5 separate regions of the Homo sapiens genome follow, and regions 1, 2, 3 and 5 are each linked to region 4. A link is a loop called in an ENCODE intact Hi-C map of the cell type or tissue named here. Cell type or tissue: MCF 10A. All regions are shown on one strand. Each heading gives the region's core, and the rest is flanking DNA. Links, peaks and the distances in the headings are about the cores only. Region 1 holds the start of LOC105377696 (a long non-coding RNA gene). Region 2 has its middle 10 kb from the start of GABRA6. Region 3 overlaps LOC105377700 (a long non-coding RNA gene). Region 4 holds the start of GABRB2 (gamma-aminobutyric acid type A receptor subunit beta2). Region 5 overlaps LOC105377700 (a long non-coding RNA gene).

Region 1 (6,251 bases), core at 1,252-6,251, 310 kb after region 4:
AGAAGAAGGAGAGCGAGCGAGCGAGCAAGGGAGCGAGCAGGACAGGAGCCTGATCCCACAGCAGGTAGAAACAACGAAATGTTTTTCTTTCAGGGTGAAACCGCAGCAATATAAGAGCATTATTATTATTTTTTTCCCGCTGTCTTTCTTCTTTTCTTCTCCTCTTTCTTAGGCATATTTGAATGTATTCCGCAGGGTGGGTGGTGGCATGTTGTTTTGGTCTTTTATTTATTTATTTATTTGCAAGGGGGAGCTGGGGTGAGTTGGGGAGGGGCGTCGGGGGCCATCATCTAAAGTTAAGACGCTGGGACGGAAAACCTGTCTCACTGTTCCATCATCCTAGGGAAGGCACGCTCTTGTCCTGGCTGCAAAATTGCCTGTTTTTCCCTTTCCAGTGGACGCTGGTGAAATGCCCTCTTGTGTAGGGGTCTCTCCCATTCTGAACACGAAAACTCAACTTAGTCTTTGATATGGATGGCATGGGATGGTAACGTTTGGAGCGTGTGTCTGGGGGAGGGGGAGGTTGAAGGTAGAAAGTGGTAAGACTGCAGCTTAGCCTTTCTTTTAAACTATTATGTTTGTATTTGCAAGAAACTTTCTTAACAACTGAAGTGCCATGATAGGTTTGTTTTTCTCTTTTAAAAATGTCAGAAGAGGGCAAAAATCTATGGTGCCTTGTCAAATGGTTTTGCTGTGTTTTGTTTACCCATTCAGATATTCAATCTTTTTAAAAAGATCAACAAAAATTAATAGGGCTAAGAAAAGTTGTTTTTCCCTTGTAACAAACGATGAAGATTAGTAAAAGGGTAAATTAAAATTTTGCAATTTAGATGTAGCATTTTAACATAATATTTATCCAAGATTTCTTGTCATAGTCAACTAATCTGTTTCAAAACCAGTCACTAAATTACTAAATTAAGGAAAAGCTATGACGAGGCTCAGAGTTCTTATCTCTAGACCATTTCGCTCTAAACATATTATGTTTCATTGCTTACAAGCCTGTTTGTAATGGTTTTTAGTGATTTAAATGATTTCCCGAGACTGCAGAAAGCATTTTGTAGATGTATTTAAAGGCATACCACATTAAACTATAGAGGGTTTAATGAAAAAGAAGCTTTAAAAGATTGCAGTCTATTAATCACTTACCCTACAAAGAAATATAGATTAAATACTTTGAACATTCCTTATATTATGACTGGAATTAATTACAGCACATTAAAATGTTACCATAGCTGCTCCTTATCCAGGTAGTGCATTGAATTTCGAAAACTGACTCCACACATAGACTATATACATTTTTAATTCTCTAAGCTTTCTGTACTCTTCCAGTTCTCCAACATTCCACTACCAAGTCTAAATTCAACAATCAGATGGTGATTGATTGCACTTTACCTAAGAGGTAAAAAGATCCCTTTATTCATGCAAAGCAAAGCACTCCAGCTTCCATCTGTTTGAGATGAAACATTTTCTAGCAGCAACCTGGCAGAATTTGAGAGGGCTTGAAAGATATGTGTGGGCATGTTTGTGTGCATTTGTGTGTGTGTGTGTGTGTGTGTGTGGTTTGTATGTGAGAGAGATCAGCACATGGCTTGACTATAAAGTGTGTCCTTTAGCTTCACAGAAACATTAGGAAGCATGTTTAACAAAGCAGTCACAGGAACAGAATAAAAGCACGACTCCGGCATTCAACAGTGTGTTTCCTATGTTTTTAAATAGAAATAAATACAGTTGCTTCTGAAATCAAGGTACCTGCAGAATTCAAAGAGGAATTCAGCCATCACAACATGTTAACCTATCCCCTCCAATCCCTAAATATGTTCTTCCTGTTAGAGACACCAGCTTAAAAATTTTAATGCACAGTTCACTGTGGAAACTGAAATCTTAAAAGTCCAAATATTTAGATGATAAACAACAAGAAGAGAATAAACCAAACTATATTCTAAATATAAAACCTAGAGATAAACAACTCACAGTTTTTATGTTGAGCAATACTGTCACCTGAAAGCGTTTCAGCTTGTATTCTTTTACAGGAGAATAAGGACACTGATATATTTCTGAATGGAGAAATGGAAGGGAAAGTGGAGAATGGATGGTCCAGGTTTCCATTGCTTCCAATGAGGTGTCATATCCCAGTGAGGTCATTTCCTGACTTCAAAGCATTCATCTAAACTGCCTCAGTCAGCCCTGGTGGTTATAACCTGATGTTTCTTGCTAGAGACATTGATCTCTACTTATTCTACTTTTCAGCTGCTCCAGCCCGCGATGAGGAAAAGTCCAGGTCTGTCTGACTGTCTTTGGGCCTGGATCCTCCTTCTGAGCACACTGACTGGAAGAAGGTGGGGACACTTTTTTAAAAATCTGCATGAAAATTTCTGTAACTTTTCATTTATTTTATCGGGGGAAGAAAATTGTCCTCAAATGAATTTATGACTAAGGGAATTCAGAAAACTTAACTGCAATAATTTCCAGCTAAGAATAAAGAGGAGCAGTATGAAACAAATCATTATGTTTGCACGTTAGTTAGAATACAATTAACAAGCCATTGTTAAGACATGTATTAATTCAACATTTAAGTCTTAGATTGAACTTCTCACTGTTCAGTTGGAACTGAACAAAACGTGCGGTTTCCTAATTCATAGAAAAAGTTACCCCAATTAGTGGTTGCATACTGTGTAACCTGATTTAACAACAAGAAAATTTCTAGCCTATTGTAAAGATCATAGAGTAACTTTTGTGTTTATAGAAATGGAAAGTTTTAAATAATATCTGTTATTTGAAAATCACGTCTCTCTAAATGCATATGCATATCACGTTTTGAAATTGTTATCTATATAACTAATAAAAGTGGACTATATGAGACAAATATTTAAGAACTTTGGTAAAATCAAATTTCCCTATTAAAAAAACAATTACTAATTGTTTATAAAGCTTAATCATAGTCAAAATATGTTCTAATGATCCAATCAAGCATGTGAAATTAATATAATAGAAACTATTTACATGACTAAGTATTACAGATTTTTCTTTATCTGCTTTTGTATTTCTTGTGTAGCCTATTCCTGTGACCCATAAGAAGGTCAGACATATAATAAAAACATGAGTTTATTCAAAATGTAATGGCAAGGGAACTCTTAAGAGTTAAGATAGGGAGATGGAATAGTCTGGAAAGACATATGAATTTAGGAAGATTTATTTTAATTCAGAAGTTTTCTGTTGTTGTTTTTTGCTATTGTGTATGGTAAACACTGACAGACAGGCATTATTATCAGATATCCTTAATGAGAGAAGTTAAATGTCTTTACTGCTTTTGAAAAATTATATGAAGTGTTACTATTGCAATGACCTGTAGATGGAGTTAGTGCACAGTGTTTTATTATATAGTGGTTCATATGGAATCAAAATCAGGTAATGTAACTGGCATTTCTCTTCAAAATATATATTCAGTTTAGGAAACACTACATTGGGATGAGTGTTTAATACAAAATGAATAAGCATCTTATTCGTAGGGTTTTTTTCTGGCAATTAAAACTTGACATAGTAAGTTAGAAGTAAAGATGAAATGTCATTAAAAAATCACGTAAAATAAAGATTTCCATTCCAGCTGGGAAAGCAGAACTGGTCTTGGGGAAAAGGCAGTGGTCTCTTTGGGCATCTGCATTCCAATGCAAACAATTGGTGAAAACATTTGTAAGACAAAACCAGGAAGAAAAGCATTTTCTGAATTTTATATAAGCTGTAAAAACTTAGAGGGTGTAGATAAAGGTAATAAACACTCTATATTTTAAGAATTGTTTTAATAATTTAAGTTTATTTAGTCATGTTACCCCATTTCATCTTTTATTTCTTCTTATTGTATTGCTTTCTTCCTCAGAGTTCCCGATCAGGGCCTCCTCACAACTTAGGGTGTTCTAGCATTTATTTTCCATCTTTATCAAGATGACCTTCCAGCATCCTTGAAAGATGCAGGAATGGCAGTTGATTTTGTGACAATGAGTTTTTATAAATAATTGCATTCACAAAACTATTTTTGCCTTACTGTTGTCTTCTGCCAATGAGACATACTGGAAGACACTTAGCTTGTTGAAAATTTGATTTAAAAAAACAGCAAGATGTTTAATTTTGCCAAAAGAGAGTAAGCCCTCAATCTGCATGGCATCAATGTTGAAATTAGGAGAATGAAAAATTGTTTCAAAGAGACACATTACATATATCCAATATTATGGATAGCCTTTAGTTTTAGTAACTTTATCAAATTAAAACTTTATCAGAATAATAGCCATTGCATTTTGCCGATACGAAATTAATTACCTGCAAAACAGTGTTTGTTTTTGAAATGATTTTTTGATCATATATCTTGCTGCTGTCAAATAAGTGAATTCTGGCTTCAAATGTTACTATTTTTCTTATATTTATCAGTAACATCAACACACAGGAATGAAGCCCAAAGTATATTAAGTAGAAAATACAAAAGTGATATATTTGTGGCAGTTTCTTAGTTTACACCCTATATTCATTTTGCTTTTGTACTCAAGGTCAGAACTATGATTGAAATATATCAGTAAATGTGATCCATCCTAAGATAGAAAACAATTCTCTCAAAGGATTTTGGAGTTGTCATGCTAATCATCACATAAAATATGATTCAAGGAGCATAGATAGCAATGTGATTGATGTAGGAAATACACAATTTTTGAACTGAGGTCACTATGTGGTCGAAACACAAAGACTAATAATGGTAAGGGACACAGGCTACATCTCCAACTAGCAACGTTTAAATATAAATAATTATCCCAATATAGAAGAAGAAAATAAAGTTTCAGACTAGAATTTGAAGAAAGCTAGGTTCTAGGTCAAGGTTTGCTCACAAATAGGTGTGCCTTCTTAAACAAAACACTAAAACTGTGCTACAGCTTAGTCAACCACAAATTAAGATTATTGAACTTGATCTTTCTAAAGGTTCTTTTTACATCTGAGACTAGAAATAATAAAAATTAATTAGATGTTTGAGCAGACAAATTTTAATCATTGGGTCATGAATCTTAAGAGGAATGGAAATTTGCACACTGATGTAAAAATATAATTGTCCTAAGAAATGTTTTACCTAAATCTCTTAAAAGAACATCAAGAAAATCCCACCAAAACACAGACCTATATGAAGTGAATGAAGGAAAGGATGTTGGTAGGTAAAAACTTAGGCTTTTGCTGCATGTTAAATAAAAAAGAAAATCAGTTGTTTTGGTAACTCTTTTTAATTTGGAAAGAACTTTCCTAGGTTTGTTTTCTCTATTTTTTTTTATGTGCATTAGCATTCTTGCTTGCTCAGAGAAGACGTGCATTGCAACGTAATAAACATGATAAGAATTCAAAAAGTAAACAGACAGAAGTCATTTCTTACAATTTTCCTTTCACATTTAAAAACTGAAAATTAAAAATATAATTAAATGCCCAGAGTTTAAAAATAACATTCCTTTTTACCTTGTGAAAAAATAATTTTCAAGTTAAGATTCAGTAGAAACCAAAGTAGAAAAACTGAGAAAGGATTTATTTGGAAAGAGGTTTTAGTAGAAATGTATAATTTAGCTATTGCTTCTCTTTATGTTTTTTTTCAGCTATGGACAGCCGTCATTACAAGATGAACTTAAAGACAATACCACTGTCTTCACCAGGATTTTGGACAGACTCCTAGATGGTTATGACAATCGCCTGAGACCAGGATTGGGAGGTAGGTTGCATTATTGTATTTTTGTTTTAGAGAATAATATGAGATCTTTACTATCACAGCCTTAATTTACCTCTAAATGGTCAAATAATAAAAATGGTGACATGTAATTTAATGACAAATCTATTTTTAATGGATCACTCTATGTTAATTCAAGTTACTCTGTAGTTTCATATCCATACGTAGTAAAAGGCAGACACAAACTTCTAATAATGACACGAAGCAGATGCTACATTTATATGATAAGCACAGTACTTTCTGTGTAACGATTTTATCATATAGGTAAAAACTGGGATAATATTCTATCTTCCAGCACAATGACTGCAGCTATCTCACCTGGTACTGGTATGTTTGCATTTAATTCCAACAGGATATCTTTGATTCTATTGGTTCAAACATTTATTTTGGAATATTTCATATTGATCCACTATTATGTGTTAAATTGCCACCACCTCTAGGATAATAGGGGAATGAGATAGATGGTAGTGTTGTGGTTTAACTGTGCATTTGAACTTATACCCTAATTTTCTGT
Region 2 (6,332 bases), core at 705-5,704, 130 kb after region 4:
GTGAGAACATGTGGTATTTGGTTGTCTGTTTCTGTGTTAGTTTGCTAACAATAATGACCTCCAGCTCCATCTATGTCCCTGTAAAGGATATAATTTCATTCTTTTTTTTGGCTGCATAGTATTCCATGGTGTATATGTGCCTGCCACATTTTCTTTATTCAGTCTATCCTTGATGGGTATATAGGTTGATTCCATGTATTTGCACTTTAGAATAGTGCTGCAATGAACATATGAGTACATGTTTATTTATAATATAATGATTTCATATTCCTTTGGGTATATACCCAGTAATGGAATTGCTGGGTTGAATGGTATTTCTGCCTCTAGGTCTTTGAGGAATTGCCACATCATCTTCTATGATGGCTGAATTAATTTAAACTCCTACCAACAGTGTGTAAACGTTCTTTTTTCTCCATAAACTCCCCAGCATTATTTTTGACTTTTTAATAATAGCCATTCTGACTGGCATTAGATTGTATCTCATTGTGGTTTAAATATTACCACCAAATTGTACCTTATTATAGAAAACATTGACATATTGGACTTCCTCAAAATTAAATATCCTTGTTCTGCAAAAGACGCTGTTAAATAATGAAAAGTCAAGTTACTGACTGGGAGCAAATTACCTATTTGAAAAGGTGTTTATTTAGAAAATGTTAAGAACTCTTAAAGTTTAAAAATAATAAACAATAGAATATTCTCAAAATACGCAAAAAGTTTGAACCAAGATATATACATAGCAAATAAGCAATTATGCTTATTGGTCATTAGGAAAAGGAGATTAAAACAATGCCACTGTGCACCTATTAGAATGATAAACAATTGTGCCAAGTACTGGTATAAATTTGGAGCAACTGAAACTCTCATAAATTGCTGATAGGTGTATAAAATAATACATATACTTTGGAAGATATTTTGGTAGTTTTTAAATCAAATTAGTCATCAATTTATAAAACAACCTAGCAATCTCACTCCTAGATATTTAATCTAAGTAACAGAAAACTTACATTTACACAAAAATCTCCATATGAATGTTTATAGCAGCATTATTCATAATCACTAAAAATTGGAAACAACCCAGTTGTCATTTAATTGATGAATGGATAAACAAATTGTGGTATATTGTTACAATAAAATACTACTTTTCTTTAAAATTTGAACAAATTACTGACGCGGTCAACAACATGGATACATCTCTAACGAATTATGCTAAGTGAAAAAACCTAACCATTAGATTATGTGCTGTGTGTATGACATTCTGAAGAAGACAAAAGTATAGCTGTGAAAAACACCATTGGTGGATGCCAGAGATTAGGGATTTTTGGAAGGTTTGGCTACAAAACAGCAGCATAAGGGAAATTTGGGGGAGTAAATTTTGGGGTTTATAATAATTCAAAGAGCTATACACCAAAATAAGTAAATATTAATGTATGTAAAAACCAAATTAAAAAAATTAACATTAAAAATGGCAGTTTCACATAAAGAAAAATTTCTTCTTTAAAGACTGGAAGATATGTAATATTTTACTCAAGTAGTTTCAAATATAAGTTGGCTGAAGGTGAACAGTAACTGTCTCCTTTCTGTAAAACATATACTCTACAGTTTAGTGCCTGATTTTCCTAGAACCTTCTGGTTCTAAGTCTCCTTTAAGAGTTAATGTCTTCTCCATTCTGGATTCATCCATTTTGTTCTCAGTTTTAGTTTAAACACTACTCCAGATCAAGTAATCGATAGGTAATATGAATATAATTGATTCGAATAACTCAGTGGCCCAAGAAAATCATCAATTACTATCTCATTCACTACTATTTATTTGCATCCCACTCCTTCCTGCAGAATTTTGAGGAACCTCCTAAAACAAGACAAGTACTAAGTACAGAGTAGCAATAGAAAAACAGGCACAAGAATAATAGAAGACCAACACCAACAAAAGTCAGCTATACTTCAGTTTTGACTTTGAGTTCCCTGGCAGCAAGGCTGCAAGGAGAAACACCCTCAGTTATGCATTTGTAGAAAGAAGAAAGCATGTCAAATCCTCATGAAGACAAAGATTTTCCTATCACTTAATTTTATATGAAATTTCTCAGGTGGGATTTAATAAAATGAATACTAATTGATGGAATAGCTTTAATTTGTAAAAATCATTTCCTGTAAGAAACTTTAAAAAACTGCCAGTATATAACTTAGAAATACAACACAAAAAGGGAAATTCTGGGAAGTGCCAAACTAATGTGTTTCATGAATTTCAGGCCTTTTGAAGGCCTGGATTCTTTAACTAAATATCAGGTCTCACTTGCCATCAGCTCTTGGAAAGTAACTGCATTACTCATATTCAATGGCAATGGAATTCTTCAGAATATCTTAAAAATACTAATGACTTTTAGGAAAGGACTTCTCATAATTCTCATTAGAATGGGCCATTCACTAGTTCGCTAGGCTTCTGTACATATGTGTGCAGATTGAGCATGGCCCAAAAGCTGAGTGGGCAGTGGCAACAGAAGTGCAGGCTACACTCTACTCCCTAAGTATTCATCCCAGAGTCAAGGATACCTGCTGTAATTAATATGCCTGGAGGGAGTTCTCTGACTGTGACAAATCTTTCAGATGGCCAATTTAATAATGATTTCCAACTCTCATCTTTCTCTGCCACCTACAATTTAAAGAATGAAAAACTTAATAAGACTATCCCTTGCTATTGAAATCTGTTCATTTTCCTAGGTTTCAATAGTAACAAAAGATATTTTGTAGAATTCATCTGAACATTTATCCATATATATTAATTTTCTAATTTTCCAATTCAGAAATCAAGGGGTAGCTTACAATTTCCCTAGCCACACTGTAGCTAGAGGTGGCCATGTGACTAAGTTTTTTACTTCTGTTGAATGCCGATATGAAACTGAGGCAATCACAAGTTAAGGCAACATGAAATACAGAGATGTCAGCTCTGCTGTCTCTTAGCTGCCAAAGCCAGGAGTTGCCTCCCTCCATATTTTTTCTAGTGTAAGAAATGTAAGCCATTTTGTTTTACCGCTGGAAGTTAGATCTTTCTGTTTTAATAACTAACATGTTCCTTAATAAGCAAAAGGATGACAACAATAAACCCACAGCAAGTCCACAGTTATATACCTCTTTTAATTTTGACAGTACCAAATACTCTACTCCTAGCACATTCTCTCCAAAGCCTGTTTGTTAAAAATCTATTTTAAATAACTCATTTATTTCTTGGAGAGTCAGGATTTGTTAGAGAGAATCTTTACCAATTTTTTTTGGTGCAATGTTATCAATCACCAATGAGTCAGTAGCTCCAAATTGTGCATCAAACACCTCTTAGCTTCTTCTCTGAGTCCCCCGAACCCACCATTATTTATATTTTTCTTCTGTCACATTGAATCACTCATATAAAAATGGCAATTTTTTTACATTTAATCCTAATACAAAACACTGTCATTTAAAATAATAATATGAAGAACACATTAATATTCTTCACATAATAACATGAAGAACCTGTATTCCCATGAAATCCTCTGACCTTTCCAAGGCACTTCAACATTTTATTTGTACTCTTGCTCTGAGAATGTCCCTGTGCATGACAGTAGCTTTGGAGTTTACATCTTATCCAAGTCCAACAGAATCCATGTTTAATTGACTTCCATTCTGCTTGTGCTTCTGTAACATTTCCCCAGAGCACATCACTGGGCTTGAACCCAAAATTCTGTCCTCTCTTTTCTATACTCCAAGCATTTGATAAATAGGCAGATTCCAGGGCATGAGTAGCACTGCCAGAAGACAATGCTCAGTAGTCCCCTAGTGGCCTGAAAGAGTTCACACAGTTTACTAACGTGCTTATTCTGTTCCATGGAGGTGTGAGAGACTCATTAAGCAGCAGTTCATTAAGTAACTGCCAATTAGCTTGATCCTTTCTGGAATGGCCAGGAAGCAAGTCCAGGATTCCACCTTTTCTAGGTTTTCTCTCTTGTGGGTCACACGACCTATCTGAGTGTCCTACTGTATTGTCACAATCTGAAATTCTGCTTTCATATTTGGAATACAGCCTTCTGAGTTAAGCTCCTTTGAGAACCCAGTGATAGAAAACATTTAAGTTGCCTTGAAGAAAAAAGAGGAATTTATAATAAAGACACAACCCTTTCTTGGGGGAAACCAAAGGCAGAAATGACACCTAGATTATGAAGGAATAAAATCAGGGAGGCTGTCAGAGATCCAGACAGCTGCTCTCTCAGATTTTGGGGTTGCAGTGACTCTTGCCTATGCCTCCTTCCATGGGGCTGCTGCAGTTCGGTTTCTTTCTGTCTCTGTTGTTGCATTAACTCAGCCAAACATGCCTGCCCCCAAAACCGACAGCCTTAGGAAATGACACTGAGCAAACGCTAATTTCTCAATCCCATTTCTAAATGCTGGAGAGAAAAGGTTTGACATGGCCAAAAATGATGATGACAATGATGATTATGGTGATGATGGTGGTGATGATGTTGATAGATATTTTTATTTATTGTTTACTATGGATGTGCCCCATGATAATTACTTCCATGCACATTTCATTTCATCCTTGTCATGAACCGATTACCCCATTTCATAGGTAAGGACAATGATGCCTAGAGATAGCAAATAATTTTCATAAGTAACTTGCCTGCTGGTGACTTCAAGTTTCCTGATTCCAAAGGCCTCTAATCAATACATGGTTAAGCCTGTAGCACAAACATTGCAAGGCCCTATTTCATGCCTGAATTTCTAACAGCCTCCCTGATTTTATTCCTGAGGGCAATTCTCAGAGAAACAATGCTGTTAAAAATTGTTTAGGCAGTCATGTTCTGGTCTGCTATAGAAGTCCATGCCTTTTCTCAAATCCTCCAGTGAGGAGCATGCTCCTCTATAGGACTCCGTCTTCTCTTCCAGTCTTTTCATCTATTGCATTTCTCTTTGCTTCCTCTATTTTCTTGGTTTGTTGTTTACAAACACAACATGCATTGTGTCACCTCTGAGCTCATAATGCAGCCTGAAATGGTCTTTTCTAATCTGCTAACAGTTTATTCAATCTCAGAATTTTAGCCCAAATATCATTTCTTTGATGAAATAATCCCTGATCCCATTCTTTACCATTGGTGCCTCCTCATTCAGTGTCTCCATAGCACATGGCTAACAATTCTACTTTTTAGCACCTGACATCTTGCCAGTACTATTATGTTGCATAGGGATACCTAGAATGTGAGCTTTCTGAAGGTGATCTTTCTCAAAATATAAAAAACCACTTGATAAATAAAAGTTAAATTGAATGAATACCAGTTGAGCAAATATAAATCATACATTCATATACATGTGCTCTTTAAGAAGTGTCTTTTTGGTTCTTTGGTATTTGTGTTTTGAAGATTGAAACAGCTATTCCCTGCCTATATTTTTTGGGGGTCCCAGAATGCCCTCTCATGTACTCAACTTTCTACTCCTAACCAAGCCAAAACAATTTAAAGCTGCAGTCCAGAGAAGTGTCGCTTTATTGTCCTTTGCTTCCCAGAGCAATTAGGTCCTTATTGCACCGGATCCTCCAAAGGGATCACATGGGGATTTAGTCACAGTGTCCACTGAGATGGTGGGTATTATTTAACAACAATATAAAAACTATTATTGGTCCAGAGAGTTTAAGAGCCCTAACTTTAGAGAAAGGATCAGATCTGATATAATGCACAAAGCACAATGTATAAAAGAGTGTATTTTGGCATCAGAGGTAATAATAGCTCTGAGTCCTCAGGTAATAACATATTTTTGTGAGTCTCATTCTCCTCTTTTGTAAAATGAACATAAAAAGGCTATTTTGTAAAGTAGTTGCACAGATTAGAGACAGTATCATTGCATATGCTTGAAATATGTTGTGTTCAATAAATGTTATTATATAATCCTTTACTTTTGCTCCCTCTTTTAGTATAACTCCGTAAGCCCTCTCCTTTTTTTCTCCTTAACAGTACATTGTACCACCAGGGATATCTTTAAATTTCCTTTCTCATGTCACTCCAAAGAAACTCTGTGGTAGAGTTTTCATTACTCCAAATATTGACTTGAGATGTCTATCAATCAGATCTTCTTTAGAATACCCACAAGTAGCCTCAGTGTCCTGCTGAATGTTCATGGGGACCATGTAATTTCCTCAGAAAACATACATCCCCAGCCAGGCATGGTAGCTCAAGTCTATAATCCTAGCACTTTGGGAGGCTGAGGTGGGCGGATCATGAGGTCAAGAGATTGAGACCATCCTGGCCAACATGGAGAAACCCCACCTCTACTAAAAATACAAAAATTAGCCGGGCATGGTGGCGCGTGCCTGTAGT
Region 3 (6,332 bases), core at 563-5,562, 1.9 Mb after region 4:
ACCTGATATAGTTTAGCTTACTACTCTTATTACCCACCATTTACTGATGAAACAGTAGTACAGAGATGTTAAATAAGTTCTCCAAAGTTACCAGTAGAACTGGGATACCAGTTGTCCTTTTTTTAATTTATTTATTTTTCTTTTTTCTTTTTTTTTTTTTTTGACGGAGTCTCCCTCTGTCGCCCAGGCTGGAGTGTAGTGCAGTGGCGCAATCTCGGCTCACTGCAATCTCTGCCTCCCGGGTTCAAAGGATTCTCCTGCCTCAGCCTCCTGAGTAGCTGGGATTACAGGCACATGCCACCATGCCCACCTAATTATTTTTGGATTTTTAGTAGAGACAGGGTTTCACTGTTAGCCAGGATGGTCTTGATCTCCTGACCTCATGATCCACCCGCGTCGGCCTCCCAAAGTGCTGGAATTACAGGCTTGAGCCACCACACCAGGCCCCAATTGTTCTTAATAACTCACAGACTCAAGTCTGGCTGTGCCAAAACTCATGCTTGTAATCACTATGAAACTGAAAGATAACGTATGGTCTCCATGATTAGGACAATATTCCAATCTGCCTGGTCAAGGGATACTAATGAAAGAGAAGATCTTGAAGAACATGGTTTATTCAACACATCAAACATAAGACTTTGTGATCTCAATCTACAAATTGTTTTCTGAAGTTACAAAATTCAGCAGAGACATGGGGGCCATGAAAGTCCAATTCCATGGCTCTAGTTTGCCACATTTTCCTTATCTACAACAAAGGAGTAAGTGACTAAGAGTCATCTATTATCTAATAATACTTTCCAGCTAAGAGTCATCTATTGTATAATAATACTTTCCAGCTTTGAGCAGGGTGTTCCACAAGTATCAGGAAAGCAGAAATCAGGTACATTCTAACTTAATGTTTTGTTTCAAAACCCGATCATAGTGACGGGTGCACAGTAGCCAGTCAATAAATTGTTATTAGATAAATGTTGGAAAAAAGCTTTCTGAACAAGCACTTTGTAGTATTTGCAGGGCTGGGCCTAGGGCGAAGCAAATGAGGCTCCTGTCTTGGCACAGAATTTAAGGGGCATCAAAAAATTCCCTTGGCTTCGGGCTCCAGTATGGTTCAGCACAACGTTATTACTGATCCTGTTCTTACGAAAATTGTAGATGTTTCACTTATCATAAATTATTTTGCACCAGTGTTGCCCCAGCCCTGATTACACACACTCTTCCTGATAACTTCCTGCCACTTACTACCTGTTTTATCACATGTAAGTTACTGAAAGTGTTCTGAGACTGAGTTTCCTTATCGGTAAAATGGGAATAAGAATTTTTAATTTATCATACTGTTGTAAGGAGCGAATCAGGTGGCATGTGTGCAATCTCTGACTCAGTGCACAGCATAAAATTGGAGCTCAATAAACATTACTTCCCTTGCCTGACAAGAGAAGTGTCTGTTAAATCGTTTCTTCACGTGGTTAATTATTTTGCTTAGTTTTTCTTCCCCAAGAAGATCAACCAATCCTTACAGGATCTCTCATTCAAACTGGTTATTTCTCCCAACAAGTTGCCTCTCGGGCAGATTGTCTGAGCTCAGGGGTTCGAGACCAGCCTGGGCAATGTGGCAAAACCCTGTCTCTACTAAAAATACAAAAAATTAGCCAGGCGTGGTGGCACACTCCTGTAATCCCAGCTACTCAGGAGGCTGAGGCAGGAGAATCACTTAAGCCTGGGAGGCGGGAGGTTGCAGTGAGTCAAGTTCGTGCTACTGCACTCCAGCCTGGGCAACAGAGCAAAACTCTGTCTCAAACACACACACACACACACACACACACACACACAAAGGTGCCTCTATATGATGCCGAGATATCAGTTGATTCAGAAAAGTCAGACAGATAAAATGGCAGCCAAATGTTGCTTTATTATTGAGATGGACTAATACCATTCATGGTTTCCACCTTGTGGTTTTGTCAGCCTATCTGAGAGACACAATCCAGATACAGTAGAAACTCTCTTACTAGACTCAGTAGATTAATGCAAATTCTCGAGCACCTCTGCAAAACCTACTGACTAGTGGCCAGGGCAGGCTGAATGTTTGAGGCTTGTATGTGACTTCCTGGAATGCCCACACACTTCTGCTGCCTCCAGCTGTGTTGCATGCTTACTAAGAGTGTGTTTGTAATTAGACAGTAAAATTTAATACACAAGGCAAAGAAAACTTAGGGCAAAAAGGGAGAAAAGTTGCTATTTCTATGAGAACTAAGTTGAATGCTTTGGGAAAACAATCAATAAAGGCAACGTAAGCCAAAAATATTAAAAAATGACTCAGGCAAGGAGCCTGTCTTCCTGGATTCACAAGGAAGTAGAGGATTTCAGGAACTGATGCAATTTTAATACAAAGTAGAAAGTGGTGCCTGCTACAAGAAAATCACACCTAAATTTCTATGCAAATAGATTACAGTTTGGAGCTTAGGGGTTACAATTCTAACATTCAGTTAGATTCAGAGATTTAATTTCTAAATCCTAATTAAAACTGATTTATTTCCAGCCGAGCACGGTGGCTCACACCTGTAATCCCAGCACTCTGGGAGACCGAGGCGGGCGGATCACTTGAGGTCAGGAGTTCAAGACCTGCCTAGTTAACATGGCAAAACCCTGTCTCTACTAAAAATACAAAAATTAGCCAGGCGTGCTGGTGGGTGCCTGTAATCCCAGCTACTCGGGAGGCTGAGGCAGGAGAATCGCTTGAACTGGGAGGCGGAAGTTGCTGTGAGCCGAGATTGCGCCTCTCCACCACTCCAGCCTGGGCGACATAGTGAGAGATTCTGTCTCAAAAAACATAAAAATAAACTGATTTATTTTCTATAATAAATCTAGAAAAGGCTAACATGCCATTCTGCAAATAAAACCAGTGGAACTTAGAATGTTGCAATACTGAGAATATATTTTTTTAAAAAAAAACGTGTATAATTCTCATTTCATCATAAAACCTCGGGCTGAATCTAGCTGTACTTTCCTAAGATTGCAATAAATCTACTAATTGCAATGACTATTCCTCAAGAATTTAATGAGCGTGGTTTACTGGCAAATTCATTTCTACCTTTCAGCTGGGTGGTCTTGGGCTCTTGCTAAGCCTCTCTGACCGTCAGTTTTCTCCTATGTAAAACTGTGGATAACAACACTTATTTCATGAGGATGCTGTGAGAATTAAATGAAACAATTTATGTAAGCGCTGGCACATGGTAGTTACCCTTCTCTGCCGCAAGGCAGTGCCCCCACGGGTTTAATTAAAGCTTTGGCTCTTTGCCTCTCAGTGAACAAAAAACTTTGAGTGTCATAATTAATGGATGAAGTCCAAAAAAATAGAATGTCAAAACCACGCGCAGGATAAAAACGAATAAGCTGGCACCCTTTTCAAATTCCTAGGCTCATTTCCCCCCCTAAATTTAGACAGGGTTGGCTGCTTGAAAAATGGCGTGAGCCTGCCATCTAGTGGCTACATGGAGGAACACCAAACCCCTTGTGTTCAGGAACCAGAGCTAGAGAATCTTTCCAAAAGGCATCTCTAATTTTAAAAACACCCCCTCAACACAAGATTTGATTGGCAGCAACATGCCAACTTCCTTAATCACAGCAACGAAACTACTAACACATTCTTCGAGTTCTCCTCCACTGTGTGCCCCACATTCCCAGCCAAGGCCTTGCTGTTCTGTGGTCTCACAGGCTTTCACCCTGTCAAAACCAGCTGTCAGTCAGCTGTTACATTAAAAAGAATCTGATTCATTTACTTTGTAATCTTATTAAAAATAATTCCTACTGCAAAGTATCCCCATGGGGATTTGCATTTTGATTTGATTTCACTTAGATACTATTTGACTTTGCGTTGGGTTTTACTATGTATTTAGCTAAGGATGCAATTCTTCAAGGCAGTGTCTCTCCAGCTGCATCAAAGTGCATCAGAATATTCTGGAGGGCTTTTTAAAGCTCAGAATATGGGGGCCCCATCACTACACTTTCTGACAATGTGACTTTCTAATGAGTTCCCAGATACTATTGAAGGAAATCAAAATTTTTTACCCCAAAGTATATTTACTTGACATATTTTGGGAGATAGATGGTTGTCAAAGAGCCCGCAAACAGAAGTGGCCCTGCAAGGCTATCTTTAGTGGGGAAGATTTGCATCTGTAGAGAATCTACATTAATGCAGCTAGGTCCTCCCTTGTCCAGATGTAGGAAGATTACCTGAGAGTCTGACACCTTTAAACATCAGAAAGAAACATTTACCACCTATCTCTCTGAAGGTTGCTACTTTGTTACCTAACAAGATCACCTTTTCTAAACAAGCCACTTCTTCTCCCCGTCCCATAACCTGTCTTGCCACTATAACCTGATTGACCACCATAACCTGGTTTCGGCCATGCAGTGAGCCTTCATTATTTCTGTAAGCTCAAGTTGCATTCCATTACGGGGTTGGGCAGTCACACTGTAGTCCTTCCCACGTACACGTTAATAAATTTTGTATGCCTTTTCTCTAATTAATCTGCCTTTTGTGAGTTCATTTTTCAGCAAACCTTCAGAGGGCAAAGGGGAAGTTTTCTCCTTGACCCCTAGAATACGATATTGTTTATCTGGGGACCACAATTTGGGAATGATGGACCAACTTCTAATGACACAATTTCATAATAAGACACAGCTAATGAGCAAGACCATTTTTAAAAGGCATTTCTGCAGGCTGAGACAAGAAATTAACATGTGAACAACACAAATTATTTTAAATTACCAGGCCTAGAGAGACATTAAAATGAGACCAGCATATGCCCTTTGAACTATGTATTCATCTCTTGAAACTGCTTACTGTTGCTATAAGTAGCTATAAATTATCTAACAATGCAACAATGGACACCATAATCCATACTCTATAACTTAACAATGTGTAGCCAATCATTAATCACTGTTATTTCTATAAACCAATGAGAATTCCTGACAATTTTATATCAGCCGCTCCCTGTCCCCCTTTTTTTGCCTTTAAAATCCTCCCTGCAGCTGGGTGCTGTGGGTCACGCCTGTAATCCCAGCACTTTGGGAGGCCAAGGCGGTGGATCACCTGAGGTCAGGAGTTCGAGACCAGCCTGACCAACATGACAAAACCCTGTCTCTACTAAAAATACAAAAATTAGCTGGGCATGATGGCATGCGCCTGTAGTCCCAGCTACTCGGGAGGCTGAGGCAGGAGAATCGCTTGAACCCAGGAGGCAGATGTTGCAGTAAGCCAAGATCACACACTGCACTCCAGCCTGGGTGACAGAGCGAGACACTGTCTAAAAAAACAAAAACAAAAACAAAAAAAACAAAAAAACAAACTTTCCTATGTTACCACCTACATTTCTGAAATTCTCCACTGCCACCACTGCACTTGAGGTGACCACCCTCTCTCTCCAAGTCTCAGTATTTATGTCACTTCCTCCAGGACAATCTCCCTGACCACTAGTCTAGGTTCGGGGCCTGTCTGAGGACTTTCACAGCACTCTACACTTCCTTCCACACTCAGGCCATGACCACAATAAATGTAAATTGAGTGTTCACTTGTTCCAATCCCAGCCCAGATGCTGAGGGTTTTACCATACACACATTGTATCTCAAATGCCTGGGGCAGGGCCTGGCTCAGAATAGGTGTTCAGTGTTTCTTAAATGGATGAACAAACGAATGAATAAAAATGAGTACATGAGTAGCTGCCCTCTCCACTTGGCCCCTTCTATAAGACATAAAAAAAAATGGGTAGCTCTGAGTAAAGTGTTTTCCAGTTCAGAGATGTCTGGCCTTGGTAGGAGCGTGCTGACTTCCCAGAGTATCGTGAGTGGCTGTGATCTGAATAACATATCACGGCTGAGTGTGAGCCAGGCTTACACTCAGGACATGATGCAAGCGATGCTTTGCTTAAGTTCAACAAACACATTGAAGCCTTATGGTACATCAGGCATCATGCTAGAGACACCGAGTATAAAGATCTGCTAATCACTCCTGTGAGACAGGCGCACAAACAGAATAGTACTGCAGCATCCCAGAGGACGGAGAAGCAGTGTGGGCCAATCAGGAAAAATGAATTAGGCCTTTGTAATGAGTTTCATAGTGGCCCCTGAAAGATGTATCCAGGCCCCACCCTCAGTATCTGCGAACATGATGTTATTTGGAGAAAAGGGCTTTGCAGATGTAATTAAGTAAAGACTCTTGTGATGAGATCATCCAGATTTAGGAAGGCCCTGTGTTCAATGACTAGCATCCTTCTAAGAGAAAAGAGAGGGAGATTTGAGAAAAGGAGAAATATGGAGATGGCTATGGGAAGCTGAAGGTA
Region 4 (5,346 bases), core at 1-5,000:
ACATCAGAGATCACTGATCACTGATCACCACAGAAAATATAATAATAATGAAACAATTTGAAATATTGTGATAATTACCAAAATGTGACACAGAGACACAAAGTGAACACATGCTACTAGAGAAACAGGCTCATTATAGACTTGCTCATTTCAAGGTTGCCACAAACCTTCAATTTATAAAAATGCAATGTTTGCAAGGCACAATAAAGCAAGCTAGAATAAAACAAGGTATATCTATATTCTGGTATTCACCCAAGATAGGTAAAATGGGACTATTACTCCCCTTTAATGAATGAGTAAAGTGAGCCCAGTCTATCTGTGAATATCCTCAGGATGACTAAGCATCAGAAGTAGAACTCGCATCTGAGACTCCTGATTCACTTCAGGGTCTTTCTATCATTGTGATTTACAAGGAGCATCACACTGACATGGACATTTATTTGTCCAGTACAAATGAGTCAATGACAATTTAAATGGTCTGGTTCCCTACCATTCTTCAAAGAAAGACATGCTATATCATAAGAGAAAGTTACAATTACCAGAGACTGCAGTCCACAAAGGATAATGAGGGATAAATGTGTCTGTTAAATCAATTTTGAAGTTTCATTTAAGTAACCAATCAACCATTCTTTCACACCTGAAGCTAATCAAAAGGCCCTAACACTCAGACCTACATACAGGGTACAACACACCATAAACATCTGTTATTTAGACACCAGAGATGGAATTTCCCATCTGTTGCTTCAAAACAAATAATCATCTTTAAAAAATAAAACAAACATCACAAAAAAATTTCTTTGAAGATAATTTTAGGTTATTAAGGTTGGAAGCTGAAAAAAATGTTAATTTTTCAACAAGTGACAATCTAGCTGGACAAATCCATGGGTGTAGCATAAGGCTAAGTAAGGAATCTGGCTTGGAATTTTCAACACTTGGTTCTAATCATTAATGTTGCAATGTTGTCCCATTTACAACCTGATATTCATTTTTGCACTTCAACATCTCATGATTTTTCAGCAACAGTAAATAGCTTTAAGTGATGACACCTTGCCTTAACTGGATCTATATTTTGACTAGCAGGTCTTGGCATTGTTTCCACCTCAGATATCTCTCCAAAATGTTGCATGTAGGCAAAAAATGAATAGAACTTAAAGGAAAGAAAAATAAAAATTCTACCACTCTAAACAATGTTAGGATATAATACCTTTAAGTTATTAGCTAACCTACTGCAGCAACCTCTAGTCATCTCATGATTATCTCTTTGGGTTCTAAATTTTTCTTGATATGTTTCACAAAATCTCATTTTGTGATGCTCTAAAGAGGGAGGTGGTGGTAAAATAAGACTTGGGACTGAGAGAAGAGCATAAAAAAAGCAAAATGCAAAAGAGAGGAGTCTGAATCAATCACGTGTAGGATGCACAGAATCACACCTGATTTCTATATTACTTTGTTTTAAACAGCATAATTTAGATTCACATTCCTGAGACATAAGAAGGTACCCACATTAAGACATCTTTTATTTTTATGCTGAAGCTCAAAATATAAACTGATAAAAGACCTTTCAAATTCACCAAAAGTGAATATTTGTATATCTGAGAAATTAAATACTATCCCAAGAAACATTCTCTAACCACACAGATTTTCATAATGTGAGGGAAATTTTTGGTTCTGAAACATCCAATATTATCTTTAGTCTGCGTTTATATTGCATGTGATAAAAACTTTCTCTAAATTAGAATATGAGAAGATTAATGTCATTAAAACATTTCAGAAATAGCAGAATTCCCTTGCATACTCATAAGGTATAAGCACAGTATTCATTTGCTTCAGAATCTTATGAAATCTCGGGATTATCTCTTATCTTTAGACAGTGTATGAGGACTATGTTGGTTACTGAGCTTCTTCTTGTTTGAATTCTGGGAATATGGAAATTTATATAATGTTGAGAACTAATTTTCAAGTCCTGAGGGGTGGCTTAGAAATGTTTTGCATAAAAGTTTATATACTATACCCCTTTATTTAATAATTAATCCAATTTCTAGACAGAACTATGCCAAAACACAACCTTCTGAAACGTGCTGTGTACTATCAGGACTGAAAGTAACACTGGAATTCTACATTAAAATGTGGCCTATCTAGAGGGACTTCTCCAAAGCATGAGATTTTAAAAACACAGAGTAGAAAAGTCACTGGAGGAATGCCCCCAAGTATGTGGGGGCGTCTGGGACGCTTGTCATCGCATTGCATGTCTGCAGTGTTCCAATATGGGCAGCAGGGGGAGCTCCCGATTGAAGCAAACCCCCCAACACGTGTTTCCTAGTTGGGAACACAGGCTTTTTCCTCTTAACACTTGCCCCAAGTCCACGGAGGCAGCCACTAAGGAGTACTGCTGTCAATTAACTGTACAAGCTTAGGACATGTGGTGAATGAATTGCTAAAGTGAACGGGGATGACACATGGGTCTGAGCCTACCTTTTAGAAACAGGATGGCCAATTTTTATTTTGGTGGGCAGGAGGGATTAAAGCAAGCAGCAAACAATGGAGTTGGGGCAGGAATGGGGGATGGGGGCTTGCCATTAACAGTAAACAGTGATCTTTGAAAGCAACGAGTGGGCATCAGTATTCCAGGGCCTTTATTAGTTTTGTTTGTAGGCTATATTCTCCATTAAATGTCAAATCAAAACTCTCCCTTCTTCCCATGACCCCACATCAAATCCAGAAAATCACTTAATGAACTGGGTTTCTCATTGAGCCTGAGGAGATGAGGCTTCTGTAGGGGGTCTCCTGCACGTGGTTGCGTTTTACACATGAATGTGTGATGCATTTTACTCCAAGTATCTGAACCAGGTTGAAAAAATCCTTAGGGACCAGAAAGAGTCAACTCTCTAACCTCAACACAGGGTATTCTAGGGTGAAATTCCATGCTCTCACCCCCACCTCATACACATAGCCAAGCACACCCCCACCCCCAATAGCTGGCTCATTTCTCCTTCCTGTCCCCAAACGAAAGTTTGCAAAGAAGTAGTCATAAATGTCAATACTCACCATATTGACTTCAGAAACCATATCGATGCTGGCAATGTCAATGTTCATCCCCACAGCCACGGGGGGACCTGCAAAGCAAGACGGCCAGCCACGTGATTTCTTTGAACTTCATTCATTCTCAGCAAGAGTTATCCCTGAGCATAAGACACTCTGCCCAAAACCCTTCTGCACTACTCAATCTCAAATTTTTCAATTCTCTGCTTTTTTTGTTAAAAAAAAAAAAAAAAAAGGTAGCAGGCACACACTCCTCTAACAAATGCTGTATTGAATATGCACACACGTATGCTGTGAACAAGGGATTCCAGCTCTGTCTACATATGCATATGTCTCAGCATGTGAATGCACACAACTCACAGAAGCACAAGAATCCTTCTAGTCTAAGGGATTTTTATATTTTGCGCTGAAACCCCCTCCTCCTCAGTCTTTCCCACCCCCTTCTGTGCACAGGTTTTAACTCTTTGAGCTTCATAAGAGTCTGAAGCAATATTAAGTGAGTCTATCAGCATATCTAGGGCTGCAGCCAGAGAGAGATTCTTCTTTCCCCTACCTTCTCTAACCCTCCCATTTTCTCCCTACCCTCCCATCCCCCAGTCCTCCCCATTTCTGTGAGGCTGGGAGGAGTGGATTATATCCAGACATGAGCCACTGTAACCCTGGCCAGAAGAACTCTTCCAAAGTAGGCAGGCACAGGGGGTTAACGCCACCTCTCAACCAACTGCCTGCACGTCTTGTCCTAAAAAATGTTAACGGTGGCCTTCCGCAAGCCGGGTTCTCTCGGCACACCATTAACTAAACTTAAGAGGTTTGTGTCTCAACAAAGCAAAGGCAGGGAAGCAAAGGATTCATAACAGTGAAGCTGAAAGACAGCAGTCACCAAATTTGAGTACACACTAAGAGGGTCTCATTGAAAGACCACGGAAGTGGTGGGTAGCAATAATCCAGCTTAAGTTTTGATCAGTTTCTCAATATGGTAAAATAGAGACACATTCAGGACACCACATGCACCCACAACTAGGGAGAGGGAAGAGAGCGCGCACAAAGCTCAAAAGACAGCTTCGGCTGTGGCTGGACTTATTTGCAAGGCAACCCCATTACCTCCAAAATCTGGTCTCAGACGAATGTCATAGCCTTTCAGGAGTCTATCCACCGTCTCTTTAACCAGCGACATATTACTAGGGTCATTGACACTAAAGAAAGAAATGACAATAAGCAGGCATCAATAAGGAAGCAGGCATAGCGTTTTCAGCATCGGATCCCTACTACATTTCCCTGCTCACAGAGGTATGCAGACAGAACCCTTCAAAGTGAGAACGGAAAAGAGAAACGCTGGGCACACTTACCTCTGCGCACAGACAGCGGCGATTATTAAGGGGAAGGACCAAATCCCAAAGTAGCCCCTTTTCCGCACTCTCCACATCCCTTTAGTTTTTGATGGAATTGAGGGTTTCACTGAAGAGAGGAGATCCAACTTAGTCTGCCCAGTGCAGTAATTCTAATGTGAGGCGCATGCGCACGGCGTACCAAAACATCAAAGGGGAAGCGGCGGCTGCCGGGGACCGAGCAGATTTCCTTGTTTAAAAAAAAAAAAAAAAATTAAAAGGGAAAAAGGAAAAACATGTATATGTATAATACATACATATTTGAATAATATAGAAAAGTCACCCCACAGCAGCATCCAGAATAAAATTTTTGTTGTTATCCTTTCGTTAAGACAAAATAACTACAGCGTCTGGTAAGTTTCGGTAGTTGCAAGAGGCAGTTTTGCACCGAGCGGGTTGTGGGTTTTTGGTGTGTGTGTGTGTCCTTTTAAATATGCAAAACCAGATTAGAAAATTAGAGGAGAGCAGGTGTGGCGTGCCAGCGGAAGATAGGTGCCGGTAAGCCCACTTCTGGTCTCAGCCGGACACGGGGCAAGGAGTTTGAACTTTATTTCCTTGGCAAATAGCATGCCCTGCCTGGGGCGAGACTGGGATGGGGGGGGCGGGGGTTGTGCAGCGGGTGGGAGGAGGGGGGAGGGGGCGTTGGGAGTCGAAGCGGGAGGGAGGGAAAAAACCAATGGGAGGAATGCTGAGCAACCCGTTGGATTTGGGGCGGGGGGTTGGGGAGGCGGGTACAGAATAAGAAAGGCACGGAAAAATAAAAAAGGAAGAAAGAGAAAGAAAAGAATAAAATAATGGCTGGTCTCTTCTAGTAGTCAAAGAGCAAGCTTTTCTTCACTACTCACGAGCGATTTCTTTCTCCTCTCCTCACCCTTTGCCCCCTATTCCCAGAGAAGAAAACCTCGGGGTCCTGTTTTCTCGC
Region 5 (6,332 bases), core at 569-5,568, 1.8 Mb after region 4:
TACAGGCGCCTGCCACCACGCCGGCTAATTTTGTTTTTGTATTTTTAGTAGAGACGGGATTTCACCGTGTTAGCCAGGATGGTCTCGATCTCCTGACCTCGTGATCCGCCCACCTCGGCCTCTCAAAGTGCTGGGATTACAGGCATGAGCCACCGCGCCCGGCCGGTGCTACACATTTTTTAAATAGCCAGGTCTCTGGAGAACTCACTCACTATCACAAGGACAGCACCAAGCCTTTCGTGAGGAATCCACCCCCATGCCTCTAACACCTCCCATCCCGCCCTACCTCCAGCACTGGGGATTACATTTCAACATGAGATTTAGGAGGACTAAATACCCAAACTACATCATCTACTAAGGGGTCAAAAACAAACACAACAAAATAAAGAACTACCTTCATTAAAGCCCTCAAACAGTAAGCCCATCTCATTCCATGGTACATTATGAAGTCACATCTTGTCCCATCAGCTTTCCCCTACTTTGTCAAAATAAAAAAAAAACTTCAGTGGATTGAGGGTATGATTGCAGTTTTCTCCTGTACTGCCCACTTATTACTGCCTAGACACTAGACAGCATTTAGAGCTGGCCCTAGTTTCTTCACTCCTTTCAGATGGAGTCATCCCCTGTAGCTCCAAGAGGCAAGAGTAAGGGTTTAGTATAAGCAATCGGACCCAGTCCTGCTCCTCAGGCCATGAAAGTGTGTATATCCAATGGAACTCTTAGAGTACTAGTTTCCTATTGCTGTTATTTTAAAAAAAATTACAAACTCAGCAGCTTAAAATAACACAAATTTATTCTCTTATACTTTGGAGACCAGAGGTCAACACGTGTTTTAAGGAGCTAAAATCAGGATGTTGGCAAGGCTATCCTTACAAAGGCTCCAGAGGCACATCTGTTTCCTGCCTTTTCCAGCTTCTAACAGCTGCAGCATTCCTGAACTCCTGGCAGCATCGCTTCAATATCCACTTCCATGATCACACAGCCTTCTCCTGTCTTTGACCTTCTTGCCTGCCTCTTATAAGGGCCATTAGGGTTATCTTCAAGGTCCACTGAATGATGTAGGATAATTCCAACTTACGACTCTTAACCACATTCTGCAAACTTTCTGCAACATCTGCAACATTTGCGGTACTCATGGGTTCCAGGGACTAGGATGTAGACATCCTTGGAGAACCCTAATTCAGTCTACTATCATGAGGACGGCCAGATTCCCACTGGACACTTGGTTGGAGATGAGTATTTAAAATATAGATCTAAAAATAATAAGCTAGACAGTTTTCTAGGTGGAGGGGAACAGGTATGTTTGAAAAACAGACATGCATTGTCATTTGTAGGAACAAGCAAATTTGCAACACGGTGCAATTAAGCCAAACACAAGAAAACCAGGCCTGAAATCAGGAAAAAAAAAAAAAAATAGGCTATAGTCCTCGTTCTGCCACTAACCAGCTCTGTGAGAGCTTATATGAATTATTCAACCTCTCTAAACCTGCTATACTGTCTATAAAGTGAGAGACTTGCTCTCCTGATAGTGCTATTTTGAATACAGAAATAAAATTCATGTAAAACAACTAAGCCCAATGCTTGGAATATAATAACCTATAAATGTTAACCATTTATATGATAGTAATGATAATAATAATAATAATTTCTGATTGTTCAACTTGTGAAATAAGTAACAATATTGGCCAGGGAGGTTTGAAATTTCTTAGGTTTTTGTTGTTTTGTTTTTAGTTTTGTTTTTAAAGCAAGACTAGAAAACTATTTTTCTCAGAGACTGCCATAATTTTTGGAAGTAAAAGAGATCATTTTTGCCTGAGGTCTATCTCTAGCAAACAAGAAGAAATTATTGATCCCCAACTTGTTATGCAACCCTGCACTCTTCATAGCAGGAGCTTAAAAGGACTAAGATGTGTTTTCCATCCTCAGGAGCCTTGCACTATGGTTAATATTGACGAAGCCAACTTATTTAAAACACAGAGCAAAATGACAGACAAGATCGAGTTGAGTCTAAATTATATAGAATGGTTTATAAGTGCAATAAAATTCCAGGAGAAAAACTGATTCACATGGGCTAAAGGAGTCAGGCAAGAGCACAGGCATAAACTAGAACTTGAAGAATGAATAATATTTAGATATACAGGAAGAGGGTAGTGGGAGCCTTAGAAACTGGGATGGGCAGAGGCAAAGGCTAGTGGCCAAAGACAGTAATCATATTAGCCTGGCACCACGCATGGGTATGTCAGAGACCAAAGAAAGAGACAAGTGCTAGAATTTAAAAGAAAAAAAATAGCATAGCAAAGGTTAAGCATAGATAGAGACTTTTGGAGTCAGAATATTTGGATCTAGATCAAGTTCTCACCCTTTGCTAGCTTTGTGACGTTGGACAATTCATTAAACTTCTCTGATCCTCAGCTTTGTAGCCTATAAAATCAGGTTGATAATGTTTACCTCATTGTATTGCTGTAAAAACCGAAGGACATAATGAATGGGAAGCATTCATTAATATCCCTTGCAGATATTAATAGTGTAATAAATGTCATTTACAGTAGCAGTAGTATTAGTAATAATAGTAGTAGAATAATAATTCCAGATTTTGGAATCATAGATATTCAAATATAAAAAGGGTCATAGAGATTCTTATTCATTCCCTGTAGTTAATAAAGAAGCTGAAGTCCACGCAGACTTTCACCGACACACTCAGAAGCCACTGTTGTTTCCACCACACCTGTCAGATTCAGCATTTCTACTCCAAAATATCTAGTTGTTGGTGCACTTGAATATGCTGAATTCGTGCTGATTTAGGAATCCTTTTTAAAGGACTGCTGAGTTTTAGCTGCCTCTAGTCAGAGAAAGGATATGAGAAAGCCAAATTCTGCAAATAGTTTTCACTCTGCATTAACCATTCCACCAAGAGTAGAAGAAACAAGACAAAGGCCAGTATGGGCTTAAATTCATGTGCCTGGTCTTCCTCCAGCCTACATTTTGTCCAGCCTTTCAGCTTAAAAAAAGAAAAGAAAAGAAAAGAAATCCACTTTGGTCTTCAGGGGTATAAACCAAGTCCATTAAAAAACTCTCATGCATGTTGGGTCTTTTTTTTTTTTTTTTTTTCAGAGCGCTCTGAAATTTCTCAGCCCTGGAAATATATGTAAAAATAATTTCACAAAACACTTAGTGTGATTCCTAATATAAACACTCTGAAATGCAGATTCTTAAATGAGTTGGTGCAGTAAGGGATGAGCAAACCATGTTCTTATACTGCCCCCTTCCGGCAAACGGCTGGAAGAGACAGCCTGCATATTTTGTGTTGAAGAAACTAGTTCAATTTCATTTAAAATAAAACTTCTTTTGTAATCTCTTTGCCCCAGCCCTGCTGATAGGCAGCTGTAGGTAATTTCTCTTGTTGCTTGAAAATGTTGCACAATATGAAAAAAACAATAATGTTAAAGACAAGACATCTTTGGTGCTCTAGAAGGGCAAGAAGTAGGGAAAAATTACTCAGCTGTATTTGTATCAAGCAGGCACATGGAAGCTGGGAAAAAAACAGAACTCCCTCCTTGGTTTTTGAGAATTGATGGTGTGAAATTTCCTCAGATGCCAAAATCAGCTAAAGCACAGGAAGACTATAAATATAAGGTAAACAGAAGGAATACCGATCCTAGCTTTCTTTCTTAGTAAGACAGAAATAAAGAAAGGCCAATTTCTACAATATTGTGGCTAGAGATCAATTTGTGAAATGAATCCTGGCCTCTGAAAGCTCTTCCTTCCTGAAGCATGAAAAAACAAGGCTTAAGAGATTACTTAGGCTGGCATAATCCCTCTTCATGCAGATACAGCCTGTTAGCTATGGTAAGATAGGCTATACTGTAGCAACAACCAGCCATAAAATCTCAGTGGCTTACACCAAGAAAAGTTTATTTCTCACACACATAAAATCACATGACCAGCCGGCGCGGTGGCTCATGCCTGTAATCCCAGCACTTCGGGAGGCTAAGGCGGGTGGATCATGAGGTCAGGAGATCAAGACCATCCTGGCTAACACGGTAAAACCCCGTCTCTACTAAAAATACAAAAAAATTAGCTGGGCGTGGTGGTGGGCGCCTGTAGTCCCAGCTTCTCAGGAGGCTGAGGCAGGAGAATGGCATGAACCCAGGGGGTGGAGCTTACAGTGAGCCAAGATTGCGCCACTGAACTCCAGCCTGGGTGACAGAGCGAGACTCCGTCTCAAAAAAAAAAAAAAAAAAAATCACATGACCAAGGCTCATGATCCTCATCACACTGTATTCTAATTGCCTACCTATTTGTTTCCACAGCAGACCATGATATTCTTTGGGTAGGAACTACGTCTATTCGTTTCTCTGTTGTGTCCCCAATACTTAGCACAACACCAGGCAAATAGAAGCTCAAAGAATATTTGTTCAATAAATGAAAGAATAAAGGATAGATAAAAAAGTGAAGCAAACTAAATACCTCTGGGCATCATTTCCAGGAGCTCTGATTTCTCCCTTTCTAAACTTCAGGTGCAGTCCGCCTAGCAAATGTCCATTTTACACTGGGGTTCATCCCTCTCTTCCCATAGGCTTCTGGCCATGGTGTCATGTCCATGTAACTTGTGTGATCTCTTTAAAGGTCTTCTTAGTGAGCCATTGAAAAACCAATGATGTGAATCAACAATGGTGGTAGGTAAATATTCTTAGCCACCAGGCTTTGTGGTGCTTGCATTAGGGAGAGGGTGATAGACGTAGAATACAGCCCACTGGAGCACTTAGGGATGGCTGCTCGGAGAACCACTTCACAAAATGGTACCAGTGCCAAGCACCAGAAATCAAAATGGAAATGCAAGACCCAGTGAGATCACAGGGGAGAAAGAAAAAGGGAAAACTTTTCCAGTTAGGGTTTAAAAAGAAAAAGAAAGTGGCACCTTAAGATGTGCTTTATATATACAAACATATATATATAAATACCTTACTACTTAATTACTACAACTATGGTAAGCAATCTGAGGGCAAGTAAAAGAAGCCTTGCCCTCAGACAGCTTACCAAAGTAGTAGTAATATGTGTATATATATAAATATATACATTTCCAAAAGTCTTACTAGCATAGTGGGAAGCCCAAAAAGATCCTTTTCCTTTTCCTCTCTCTTTTTTTGTTCTTTCTATGGCTCTCCATTTTCCACCTACCAAATGCTAACCAAATTACACGGTGACCAACTGTTTTGAATCCTCTTCCCTAAAGAGCTTACCATTTCCACCTGTTTTTTACCAAAGATCCTTTTAAACTATATGCTTTGATGGATACTAAGCTGGAAATTTTGGCTCTTTGTAGTCCTGAATCCTACATGCAATTATCAAAGGGCTTATGGATTACTATTTTTCACCTAAAGCAGATGAGGAGATGTGCTGTGGCATCGCAAATGCTAGGACATAAATGTTCTGAACCCTAAACCTTGCAGTTTAGCATTTATTGTACCAAGTACAATACCGAGCTTATCTATGTATACAGTTTTAGAAAAGGAGCAATTCTATGTACTTGGAGATTAAAGATTGGTTTACAATTTGTATTAAAACAAAGAGCTGCTGGTCCCAAATCCTTTCTCCTTCCTGGCCCCAATAAATCTGATTCTTGCCTCCAACAGAGGATGCCTTCCCTGCCCCTACCCTGTGGTTAGAGAGAGAACTGCACTGTCATGGGGCTTATATTTGCCTGACCTTTTGCATACTCATATTAGGCAATGATGACTATTTCAGGACTGCAGAATACTAAGTGAAGAACAGATAGATTATATAGTGTGCCTCCTAAGTGGCCTGTTGCTATGGTTTCCCACTGAAAGAACAGAATTCTCGCCATTAGGTTATCTGAAATCTGCAGGACTGCACCAAAATGTTTCTGCAGAGAAGAGGACTGTCCGTTAAACACAGCTCCATCTGATCAAATCCAGTCTCAGATCAGCAGGGAGCATAATAATGGAAGCATGACTTCAGCAGTAGGATTTGCAGGACATTTGTGGGACTGAAACTGAGGCATTGCCCTCTGTTGATGAGTGACCTTTCCTATATTTGTTATCTATGTCCTCTATGCCAAAAAGTTATTGAATCTGAACCACCTGGGCATGAAAATGGGAACACAATGCTCCTGTACTTAAAACCCTCCAAAGGCTTTCCATTGCTCTTAAGATAAAAATCCAGATCCTCTTGAGTGCCTTGCAGTTCTCTGCATGGTCAGACCCCAACTGCTTCTTTATCCTCACCTCACCCCACTCCATTTATGCCTTCTGACAGGACTCTCCATTTTCGTTTTATAGCACTTATCAACATTAGAAATTAACTGTAGGTTT

What was found. A loop is a pair of places that touch in the nucleus more often than their neighbours do. Peaks named below come from ENCODE experiments on the same cell type or tissue, not always from the same donor. Only the 100,000 strongest peaks of a DNase experiment are listed, where the experiment ranks them.
Region 1: it touches region 4 in a loop (4-fold over the local background); 4 of 110 quality-filtered maps call a loop at or near these places.
Region 2: a loop joins it to region 4, with 10 times the contacts of the local background. A loop is called at or near these places in 5 of 110 quality-filtered maps.
Region 3: a loop joins it to region 4, with 5 times the contacts of the local background. A loop is called at or near these places in 25 of 110 quality-filtered maps.
Region 5: a loop joins it to region 4, with 12 times the contacts of the local background. A loop is called at or near these places in 25 of 110 quality-filtered maps.

Annotation. Positions count from the first base shown.
Region 1 is chr5:161,848,549-161,854,799 of GRCh38, forward strand. It overlaps GABRA1 (gamma-aminobutyric acid type A receptor subunit alpha1), which reads left to right. Exons shown (of 10, transcript NM_001127644.2): 2 at 2,248-2,336; 3 at 5,610-5,722. The coding sequence starts at 2,263. It overlaps LOC105377696 (a long non-coding RNA gene), which reads right to left and starts at 2,045. Exons shown (of 3, transcript XR_941158.4): 1 at 1,972-2,045. In MCF 10A, for the core only: a CTCF peak has its summit at 3,301 (motif pointing right); no DNase peak of the experiment used is centred there.
Region 2 is chr5:161,672,512-161,678,843 of GRCh38, forward strand. No RefSeq gene overlaps it. Among named protein-coding and RNA genes, the nearest start is that of GABRA6, 10 kb to the right of the region's middle. In MCF 10A, for the core only: a CTCF peak has its summit at 3,807; no DNase peak of the experiment used is centred there.
Region 3 is chr5:163,405,168-163,411,499 of GRCh38, forward strand. All of the region lies in intron 1 of LOC105377700 (a long non-coding RNA gene), which reads right to left. Among named protein-coding and RNA genes, the nearest start is that of CCNG1, 29 kb to the right of the region's middle. RefSeq lists a silencer at 1,882-2,081. In MCF 10A, for the core only: a CTCF peak has its summit at 3,459 (motif pointing left); a DNase peak (open chromatin) is centred at 3,464.
Region 4 is chr5:161,542,182-161,547,527 of GRCh38, forward strand. GABRB2 (gamma-aminobutyric acid type A receptor subunit beta2) reads right to left here and starts at 4,544. Exons shown (of 10, transcript NM_001371727.1): 1 at 4,386-4,544; 2 at 4,141-4,232; 3 at 3,046-3,113. The coding sequence starts at 4,462. In MCF 10A, for the core only: a CTCF peak has its summit at 2,301 (motif pointing right); a DNase peak (open chromatin) is centred at 2,290.
Region 5 is chr5:163,344,514-163,350,845 of GRCh38, forward strand. The region is part of intron 1 of LOC105377700 (a long non-coding RNA gene); the gene reads right to left. Among named protein-coding and RNA genes, the nearest start is that of CCNG1, 90 kb to the right of the region's middle. In MCF 10A, for the core only: CTCF peaks have their summits at 1,472 and 3,259 (motif pointing left); a DNase peak (open chromatin) is centred at 3,258.